Regions from separate parts of the Homo sapiens genome. Here region 1 is linked to region 2. The links are chromatin loops, found by intact Hi-C in ENCODE. Cell type or tissue: chondrocyte. All regions are shown on one strand. Each heading gives the region's core, and the rest is flanking DNA. Links, peaks and the distances in the headings are about the cores only.

What was found. Hi-C counts contacts between places; a loop is a spot of excess contacts. Peaks named below come from ENCODE experiments on the same cell type or tissue, not always from the same donor. Only the 100,000 strongest peaks of a DNase experiment are listed, where the experiment ranks them.
Region 1: a loop joins it to region 2, with 8 times the contacts of the local background. A loop is called at or near these places in 3 of 110 quality-filtered maps.

Annotation. Positions count from the first base shown.
Region 1 is chr20:61,894,397-61,899,771 of GRCh38, reverse strand. It overlaps CDH4 (cadherin 4), which reads right to left. Exons shown (of 16, transcript NM_001794.5): 8 at 4,725-4,862. Among named protein-coding and RNA genes, the nearest start is that of MIR1257, 57 kb to the left of the region's middle. In chondrocyte, for the core only: CTCF peaks have their summits at 3,107 and 3,308 (motif pointing right); no DNase peak of the experiment used is centred there.
Region 2 is chr20:60,848,670-60,854,044 of GRCh38, reverse strand. No RefSeq gene overlaps it. Among named protein-coding and RNA genes, the nearest start is that of LINC01718, 230 kb to the left of the region's middle. In chondrocyte, for the core only: CTCF peaks have their summits at 1,825 and 2,026 (motif pointing left); no DNase peak of the experiment used is centred there.

The DNA.
Region 1 (5,375 bases), core at 312-5,311, 1.0 Mb before region 2:
CCACCACGACTCCCTTCCCTCTTTATTCAAAAAATATTTAACCTGGGCTGGGTGCGGTGGCTCACACCTGTAATCCCAGCAGTTTGGGAGGCCGAGGTGGGCGGATCACGAGGTCAGGAGATCAAGACCATCCTGGCTAACACAGTGAAACCCCATCACTACTAAGAATACAAAAAATTAGCCGGGCGTGGTGGCAGGCGCCTGTAGTTCCAGCTACTCGGGAGGCTGAGGTAGGAGAATGGCGTGAACCCAGGAGGCGGAGGTTGCAGTGAGCCGAGACCACGCCACTGCACTCCAGCCTGGGCGACAGAGCGAGACTCTGTCTCAAAAAAGAAAAAAATTAACCTGATTTTATTCATGCTTGCTTGGGACGGGGAATAGATCATTCACAAAAGACATACAGTAAAAACAAAATATGTCTTATCATGTATGCATTTTAAACTACAACAATGATATACCACCTCCCTCTTCTTTTCTTTTTTTTTTTTGAGACAGGCTAGTGTGCAATGGTGCAATCTCGATTCACTGCACCCTCCACCTCCCAGGTTCAAGCAGTTCTCTGCCTCAGCCTCTTGAGTAGCTGGGATTACAGGTGCGCACCACCACACCCGGCTAATTTTTTTTTAAAATATATATTTTTAGTAGAGATGGGGTTTCACATCTTGGCCAGGCTGGTCTTGAACTCCGGACCTCGTGATCCACCCACCTTGGCCTCCCAAAGTGCTGGGATTACAGGCTTGGGCCACTGCGCCCGGCCCTCCCTCTTCTTTTAACAGCTGGGGAAACTGGGCTGAGAAGGTTTTGGTGACATTGTTGTAAGCCCCTCACCTATGAAAGACCGAGACGGGACAGGACTCCAGGTCTGTTAAAGCTGGAACCTTGTCTGCTCGCCACCCAGCTCCATGCCCCTGGGATGGGGGTCTGGGCACCACCCATGGCATTTTTAGAGCAGATTTATATTGCTGAAGTCTTAAACTTTCACATAGATCAGCAGTGCTCCCGACGACACCTTGAGGTGGGATTAATTCTAGGTGGAAAGCCGGGATAAAATCCTGCGGCTCAGAGAGGTCCAGCTCTCCGGCCTTGGCTACACAGCAGGCAGGGACCAAGGGTGGGGCCAGGGCTGGGCTTCCTGACTCCAGGGGACCCCCCCTCCGTGAGCATGTGTGTGGATGGGGTGGGGGTGGCCTGGAGGAAGGCCTGTGATGCCAGATCTCCAGGGTCACTCTGTGCTGTCTGGACCTGTCCCTGAGAACTTCACTGCAGGACCCATCGGTGTTAATAGGAGGCTTTGGGGCAGGGTCTGAAGCTTGTGTCCTCTGTGGCCACCAGCTTCTAGCGCAGCAGACCCCATGCTCACCTGCTGGAGGGAGTGCTGAGGGCCGAGGGTCCCCACTCAGCCTCACGTGGGCAGTGCAGCCGCGCTCAGAGCCAGTGAAGGGAAAATAACTTTTAATTAACATTTAGGACTCAGAATCGGATCATGCAAATCCCCTGCATCTCTGTAGCTTCTGCTGATTGTTCTTGATTAGGCTTGGTAAAAATAGCCTGGCGGCATGTGCGGCAGTGTGGCCGGCCTTCGCCATCCTGCTGGCCCCTCTGCCTGCTCCGTCCCACGGTGAGGCATGGACAGTGTCCCGGGGCTCCTGCCTGTCACCCATCTCTAGGAGGACACACCAAGGGCCATCCTAACCCCGAGTATTTACTGACACCCCTTCTCCAGGACCATGCGACCCAGTCACCTGGAAAAGCCACCGCAGGGTGGAGGGAACCCTCCCTGCCAGGGTCATCCGTCCATTGTCCACCCACTAGCATGTCACCCCGCCGGCCTGACCAAAGCAGTGGACTGCAGATCCTCTCCCGGACTGTGTTAGACTGGGAGGTGCCGCAGACACTGGCTGAGAAGCATCTAGACATATCTGCGTACTCCTCAAGAGATGCCGTTCCCCTGCCCCGTGATCTGGGGTCTGGGACCTGCCTGAGGCCCCCTGGAACCAAGGATGGACAATGGCCCATCTCTGGGAGGCGCACGAGGCTGCAGTAGCCTGTGCTTAGCCATTGGAAAAGCACAGAGACGCCTCTCTCTAATAAATGCCATGGGGACCCTCTGCCCCAGTCCCAGGAGGAGGAGCCCCAGGGTGGTGTGGCCGGTCAGCAGTTGCGGCGAGGGTAGCTCAGTGCCAAGGGCTGCTTAGTGCTGGTCAGTGGGGGTGGCTGGTCAGTGCTGGTGGCTAGTCAGTCCTCATGGCTGGTCAGTGTTGGTTAGTGCTGGTCAGTGCTGGTGGCTGGTCATTTCTGGTCAGTGCTGGTAAATGGTGGTGGCTGGTCAGCGCTGGTGGCTGATCAGTGCTGGTCAGTGCTTATGCTGGTCAGTGCTTGTGGCTGGTCCACTAGGTCTAGAAGGGCCTCTGCCTTGGCCTCCCAGAGTCTCGGGATGGGGACCAGAGATGAGGGGTAGGGCTTGCCTCCCAGAGTCTCGGGATGGGGACCAGAGACGAGGGGTAGGGCTTGCAATGGAATGATGGGATTCTCTGAATTTTGGGATTTAGGACCACAATGCCCCTTGTTTATCTTCTGCCCCCCAACGTCTCAGAGAATCAGGCCATCCCCACCTTTCGTTCATGGGGACACAGAGGCAGGAATTCTCCCCTGCAATGTGCTTTAAGTTGCCTTGAGTCAAATGCAGAATTCTGTGGGGGGCTCAGTGTGACTCCCTGGGCTGGCCGTTTTTCAGAGCATGTGCAGGTCAGGGACATCCTGCCGGTTCTCCATCTTCCTTCACAGGGATGCTGGCTCCGAGAAAGGCAGAGACACCTGCTCCACACAATTTGGGTCACCTTCTCCCCTCCCTCCCTGCCATCACTTCCTTTTCTTTCTCGGAGTCAGGGAGGAAGGACAGCTGGGGCTGTCCGGCCAGCTGTGTGGGTGCAGCCCTGCTGCGCTCTTGGGCCTGGACGTTATTATTCTTCAGGGCCCTGGGGTTAGCAGCTGCTTCCCCTATGTCCAGACTCCCCGGCAGCCTGGCCCTGAGCTTTTCCTGACCATTGCTCACTGGCCGGAAGAGAGCAAATAGAGACTGAAGCCAAGAGAGAGAAGCAGGTGTTTTCCAAACCATCTGAACGCCTTCCTGGCCAATTGTATGAGAGCTGTTGCATCCTGGGGCTGCGCCCGGTTAAATGCTCCTCGGGCTCCTGGTTGCCCTGGCCGCTTGCTGCCTGGACTCACTGCCAGGAGCCTGGGGGAGCACCTAGAGCCCCCCTGCCCTGCTGCAGTGGGGCTGAGCTGGCTTCCTTCGCTGTGATCTGCCATCTTCCCACCAGATGGCGTTGTGTGCTCACAGCCACCTCCGCCTGGTGCAGCTGCGCCCCAGGCCTGGGATGCAGGACGCAGGAGGCCCAGATGCGGGACGGCCGCTGTGGCGAGGGGCTCTGGCCTTAGTTGCCTTCTCAGCAAGCCGGCCCACCCACCGGGAGGAGCGTCTCCCTCCTGACCCCATCCCTTCCCCTCTCCCTCTTAGCCTCCCGGAGCCCAGAGTCCTCATCTGTCACTGGGTTGGTCGGGGTTGGCTGGGATCAGAGGCTAGCTCTGCACCCTGGCTGTACCCTGGCCGCACCCTGGCCTCACCCTGGTGCCCGAGGGGCACCTCCACAGATGCAGCTGGTGTGCCACTGTCATTGCTATCATGACTGACACACAGCTCTGCGGGGGCCTAGGCCTGGGGGAGAAGGGGGTGATATGGTGGTAGGAGCAGAGAAGACCCTGAGATCCTGGCATCTCAGGGCCACGGCCACTCTGGGAGCCCTCGCTGACTCTCCCCTCTGCACGTCCCAGCCTGGTGCCTTCGACCTTTCTAGAGGGGCTCCCGGGGCTGGGCCACGTGCCCATGATGTCAGCACTGCCACACGGGGCCCAAAATGACAGCCTGGGGACACCGTGTCACACCCCATGGACCCAGGGAATCACCACAAAGGGTCCTGGTTGGTAAGCAGGGCGACAGCCAAGGCCGGGACCTCCCCAGATCGCTGGGCAGCAGGGAAGTGGGGTCATCAAATGTCTGTCGGCGCAGTGGCCTCTGCAGATTTCAAGGGAAGGGTCCCTCCTGGTGGTGCAGCTGCCCTGCTGGAATCCAGAGGAAGTGGGGGCTGCATGCCTTACAGCCCTGTCTCCACCGTGTTCCCACCAGAGAGAGTTTGGTCCCCTGTGAACTAGGGGCTCGGGGCTCACACTGGACTTTCAACAACATTCAGTGAATGGTCACTCAGGCCCCAGGCAGCCGGTATGGGGCCCAGTCACAACCCCCTTTCTGCCGACAGCAGGCCACAGAGGGTCAGCCAAGTTCCACACACAGGGATGGACCCGCCATGCCAAGGCCCCATCTGGGCATTCCCCAAGCGGGTCCCACACGCAGGCCTTCCAAAGTGGCAGTGACATCAGCCCAGGCAGTACCAGTCAACTCCTCCAGACATCACAGAGATGCCTCCCAGGTGGCAACCGACCTCCGCCGCCGGTCCCCTCCCTGACTGAGCCCCGGCCTCTCTCCTACTGCGCACATCAGGAATCGAGCCACTCCACACAGCAGCCTCCGCTGCCCAGGGCCTTTCTTACACGCTATCTGCCAAGTGCCCGTCAGGCAGAGCCGCAGAGAGAGAGGAGGCTGTGCCGCACGCCAGTGCATTCCTGCCCTGCACGGGCCATGCGTCACTGGGCAGCTTCGAGGGACTCACCGTGCTGGCGGTAAATTCTGGCGGGTTGTCATTCACATCTGTCACCGTGATGATGGCTGTGGCTGTGTTTGAGAGGCCATAGTTGAGATTTCCTTCCATATCTGTGGCCTGAACGATGACTGTGTACTGCTGAACTTTCTGGAAGGGAGACACCAGTTGAGAAAGAACAGAAAATCAGTTTGGGTTTTAATTGACAGGGCACTTATCAAAAGAAATCCGTTTACAGGAACGGAGTTCCTGGAACCGGTTCTCTTTCACTGGGGGCTGTGTGCTGGGCGCAGGGCCCTTTCCAAGCCTCCTGGTTGACACTGCCTGTCGGAGTAAGTTTCTCCTCCCCTTGCCATGCGTTAAGGTGCGGCATGAAGAGGTTTGCCTGTGTTTTCATCTCAGTGGCCCTGCCGTTGATAGGGGCAGATCACGTTTGGTGCCAAGATAGAAGGGAGGAGAACAGGGGAGCCCAGAGGGCACTGGGGTTGCATTCGGTCTAGAAAACCAAGCAGGGACAGTTTGCAAAGGGAGGGATGCCCCACAGACGCGGGTCAGGAGGGACTTCGTTTCTTGAGTGTTTAGCTTGTCCAGCTGAACTACAGGTCAGATATTCAAATGGGAAGAAAAGACAAACCCTTTCCCTTCTCTGTGCAGGTGCGGAGA
Region 2 (5,375 bases), core at 70-5,069:
GACTGCATCACTGCAATGGCATCCTCATTGTCTTCCTGCCTGTGAGACTCCTGCTTTCCCTGCCTCCTGCCTGTCTTCTCGTCTCCTCATCCCTGAGCCCATGAGCTGCCAGTGTCTTCTCATTACCTGAGAATTTAATTAAACTTGTTCATTAAGAGAGAGTCATGCAATTGAAATGGCTGTGGGGTTGCAGACTCAACTCTGTCTCTATTTTTGTCCAGCCTTGGACAAGTCCATTTCCTGTTTGTGAACTAGGAACCTCCATCCCTGCTCTTCCCCTCCCACAAGACTGGTTTGAAATTGTGGTGAAACCATATTGATTCTTCTTACAGCCATCCCGTTACTATGTATATACCCAAAGGATTATAAATCATGCTGCTATAAAGGCACATGCACACGTATATTTATTGCGGCACTATTCACAATAGCAAAGACTTGGAACCAACCCAAATGTCCAAGAATGATAGACTGGATTAAGAAAATGTGGCACATGTACACCATGGAATACTATGCAGCCATAAAAAATGATGAGTTCATGTCCTTTGTAGGGACATGGATGAAACTGGAAACCATCATTCTCAGTAAACTATCGCAGGAACAGAAGGCCAAGCACTGCATGTTCTCACTCATAGGTGGAAATTGAACAATGAGAACACACGGACACGACACAGGAAGGGGAACATCACACACCGGGGCCTGTTGTAGGGTGGGGGGAGAGGGGAGGGAAAGCATTAGAAGATATACCTAATGTAAATGACAGGTTAATGGGTGCAGCACACCAACATGGCACATGTATACATATGTAACAAGCCTGCACATTGTGCACATGTACCCTAGAACTTAAAGTATAATAAAAAGAAAAAGAAATAAAAAAGAAATTGTGGTGAAACCAATTGTTTCTCATGTACATAGAATGTCAGAAACAGAATATTGTAGGTGAAGGGGGCTGTGTTTCTCTCCAGCCCACATATGATGGGAGCTAGGATGCAAAACTCCATAAGGAAAGTCTACAGCCCCAGGAGAACCCTGAGCCTTAGGTTGCTCAAAGCCCTTCTTGGGCAGCTTCAAGCTGTTTCCCCTCCTCCCTCTTCTTGGCCTAACCTTGATTCCCACTTTTCCTTTGCACATTTATTTCCCCAGTCGTCACCAACAACCTCCTTATTCCTCTCCATACATTTTAATCAATTCTCTCCCCCTCCTCTTAGCTTCAGTGGCTTCTCTGGCCTTTGCCACTCTCCCTTCCCTCGCCCCGGTATGGATACCACCTGTGTCCTTCTGTTGGCATTTATTCATAACCTCCTTATGCCATTTTGATGTTTTTGTTATATTTACTTACCTTTTTCTAAAAAAAACCTATTTGTTTATTTCCAGAAGTTAGCAACCATGTCATAATAGCTGTGATTTCTTTGTGCCAATTTCAGATCCTGGCACCTGGCAAGAAGGCGAGTGACATTTGTATGAAGGAGTATAATAATCACAGTAATAACCATGACAAAATGATGCAGGTGCTGATAGTAGGTGGTTACTTCTTACAGTTTCCTGGGAAACCATCTCATCTAATCTTCCCAGGCACCGGAAGAGGTGGGTACCATTTACATCTCCACTGTAGATGTGAGAAGGTCTCCCTTCTAAGACTAAGGCCAAAGGGTACATGGTGCATCTCATCAGCCTGGGTTAGAGCTGGAATTCTGAAGAGTCTGACTCCAAAGAATGGACATCATCTCAGCCAGGGATGCTTGTTCAGGAAACCATGGTCTTAAATAAAGGCTTTGCTGAATCTCCTCTTGTTGCCCTTGGGCAACATTTCTGATCTTATTTGTTGGCAATATAAGTAAGATACCGTAAACTTGTTCATCCTGCAAGGATCACAGCAGGGAGAGTTTCACATTTCCAAGCCCTCGTCCAGTTGTGGTTTGCGTGTCTCCTTCTTTCTTCTGTCTGCAACCCAGGCAGACCCCAGAAGTCAGCTCCCCTGCTGCCCACGTCCCCCTCATCCAGGCTGGTGCAAAGTCAGAGGGAACAGTGCCATCTACTGGGACTCCGGCTGAATACCAGCCCAGGTTTGCCCTCTCACTTGTGAACAGGTGCTGCCATATCCTGAGAAGCTCAGGTAGGGGACAGGTGATATTGACAGGTAACAATAGAAGAATGTGACACAGGGCAGTGGGCAAGGGCAGAGACACTTCCCAGAGAAGCCGCCAGGAACCCCCACGCTCAGAGAACCCCCAGTTCTCAAATGCAAGTCAAAGAATGGAGTGGAGCATGTTTTCTTTTAAAGGAGTAAACTATCTTTTTAAAACAATGAACATCTAAGCACCCTTCCTCCACCTGATGAAAATATCTTTATAAAAAGACAATAAAAGACGCGAGATTCTTTGAGAGCACTGGTTTAAGCAAAGACAGGGATTTGCCTGTTGTCTTACAACAAAGTATACTCTTTATGGGCCATTAGTGTGTTACATGTTTTATTAATGGTTGACCCTTACACAGCATACGCAAGCAAGACAAAATGGCATAAAAAACTGAGATGTGTGTTCAATCCTTCTATTAAAATATCAAACAACGTTCACCAACTTTTATCTCCTCCCACATTGTTCAAGTAAAACATGAGGGGAAAAAAGCCACGTTGTAATTACTAACTTGGTAGTTTCTGAACAGGCAACGGGCTTCTTAGTCTTGATAATGAATCCACACTATGGAAAAATAGGGACGGGGCCTTGTGACCTGGGGGTGGCACCTGATCATCCTGCCATTTCAAAAAGAAAGGAAAGGAGAGTTAAAGCCTCTTTCACCAAATTTGGTATCTAGGCATCTAGGCAATGTTAACTAAGTCCAGAAAATATACTGTCTACAACACAATCTGTAGAGTTGACTGCTTCTAAATTGAAAGGTACTGATATCTGTTGAAAGGTTTTCCCACATATCAGTGCAAGTGAAGTGGGGTGGAGCTGTGATCATCTCTGTTCTGTGCCATGGGTGTCAGGTGGAGAGAAGCCAGGGCTGCCCCAGTCATTGGGGAAAGATCAATTGGGTTTCTTTCCACAAATAAAACACCAAACTTGGATATTTTATTGACAGGCCACTTGAGGGATGGGTTGTTTTGTTTTGATTTGCATATTTTCAAGGCCTGGAATGTCTTTTCTGTTTTCTGCTAGGTCATGAATACCCACATTGGAAATGACGTGGAGAACTTGAAATGCATGCTCGCTCCCTTGCGAGACTGCCCCGTGCCAGCTGATCGCTGCAGTCTCTTGGCTCACCATTTTTCCTCTGTGTTTGGGCTAGGATTTGAGCCACGGAAATGGGATGAACTGAATTCTGAGGATGTCCTGCATTCAGAAAGACCCTGCCTGCTAAAAAAAAAAAATCCTATTCCCTTTTGGGTTTTCAGCCAATCGGAATTCTTGTTCCGGTGCTGCCTTCTCAATGGCATCACCTCATTTTACCAAGCACGACTTTAAAATCCTTGATTTGCATCATTGTAATGACCGCTATTAATGACTGGACATCCACTGTGTGCTAGACGTTATGTTCAACATTTTATTTCTAAACCTCAGAGCAACCCTACAGAGTAGGCGTTTTGGGTAAGGTGACTGGCTGGCAAACCGTGTTCTGCTTGAGTTGTTGGACTCTACTCTCTGTTGGGTGAATTGTTGAGACAGCATTACACAGTAGCTAAGAGCATGGCCAACAATAGCATTTTAGCTGAGGTCTAAAGGTGTTTACACTCATTTAGATTCTTTTAGGAGTGTTTTGCTGAAGCTGCAGTAGGCAGACATCTGTGTGAAGTGAGTGTATTTATTACGTATGGCCGAGCGCACCCTGAGTATATACCATATGCCATGCATTGCACTAGGGTAGGCGATGTAGCTTGGAACAGGAGAGACATTTCACCTGACCTCATGGAGTTTCCCATCCAAAGAGGAGAATAAATATTAATCAGAGGAACAGGCAGGCCTTGGTGCCATAAAAAGAATTCAAAACTTTTGGGATGCCATTAAGGGCATTTTGGGCCAATGTCTTTGTGAGATTGATGTTTACAAAAGATGACTTGATTAGAAGATAAAGAATGGGTTGGAGGACCCCAGAATGGTGCAAAGACCTCAGTAAGGCTCCCATGCAGGCGTTTGAGTGGGTTAATTCGGAGACGAGGAAGCTATGATGAGCAAGAATGGTGGCCTGGCATGCAGGGGCCGTGGTTGCAGAAAACAAGGAGTGTTCAAAGAGTCATTCTAAGAGTGGGAGGCAATCTGAGGTTCTCAGTAACTGATAGATGATGGGTGGGGAGTAGGCATTAATGATGACAGAAGGCATTTGTTATGTTTGCTGTAAATGCTGAATGTGTTTTTCTCCCTTGCAAACATTGTTGGGAGAGAAGCTGACAAGGAAGTTGATATTGCAATATTGACCCAGGTTTTTAAAAAGACATCTATTTACTCAAAAGGGAACATAACAAAAATGCCTAACTCTTCTCCCAGCCGGTGAAGAATGCAAGTCCCGGAGCTGCGCACGCTCATGATATGTGATGTGCTGGCCATACAGGACCCATGCCTGGCACATGCCCAGAGGAGGGGACAAGGCCTCCAAGGGATGCTCGGAAGGTTGCCCAGTGCACTAGGGAAAGCTGCTGCAGGGAGAGCTGGCAGAGGTGCAGAGGAGTGCGGATTACAGTACCTCGGGGTGGATTTCAGTCCTGTTACTTAAGAATTCACCTTTACATGAATGGAAAATCCAGGGTGTCAGAGAAAGAGCTCCAAAGTTCTCTAGAGAGGAAAATGAGAAAATCCATCCATAGCCATATATTACATATTGGGGATCTGGAGAGTCTGTCAGACAGAGATGAGTTTTATTTGAAGTAAAGGAAAAACCCACTGATTTGGGGTTTCCAAAGGAACACCATGAAATAAAATCCACCCAGCAATGTCTTCACTTAGGAAGGGGTGCGGAATTTTGTTCCAGTCAGAATTCACCCCCAAAGCCACTCCAGCTTAGGAGAGTCTAAACATTCCACGTTTTATCGTGAAGGTAAATGGTAGAAGCAGCCGATTTCCATACATCTTCACATTTAAAAACAGAAAGTACCATTGGTAAACAGTCATTACAATGGAATAATACCAGAAAACTTTAAAAAATATGTTCCTAATTACCCATACCCCCAAAATGTACATATTATCAATTCAGGATTCTTTAAAGATTATAAATTTAAAGCTATATTTTTCCCCATCTGAAACTTTGATAAATGAGATTTCAGACTCTATAGGTAAATAAAACTGGGTGCAGGATATGAACTTGCAATATATAATTTATTATGGGTGCCACTGACTACTAATGCTGAGAGAAAACAAATTATCGGCTCCTCCTGCCAGAGCCATGAG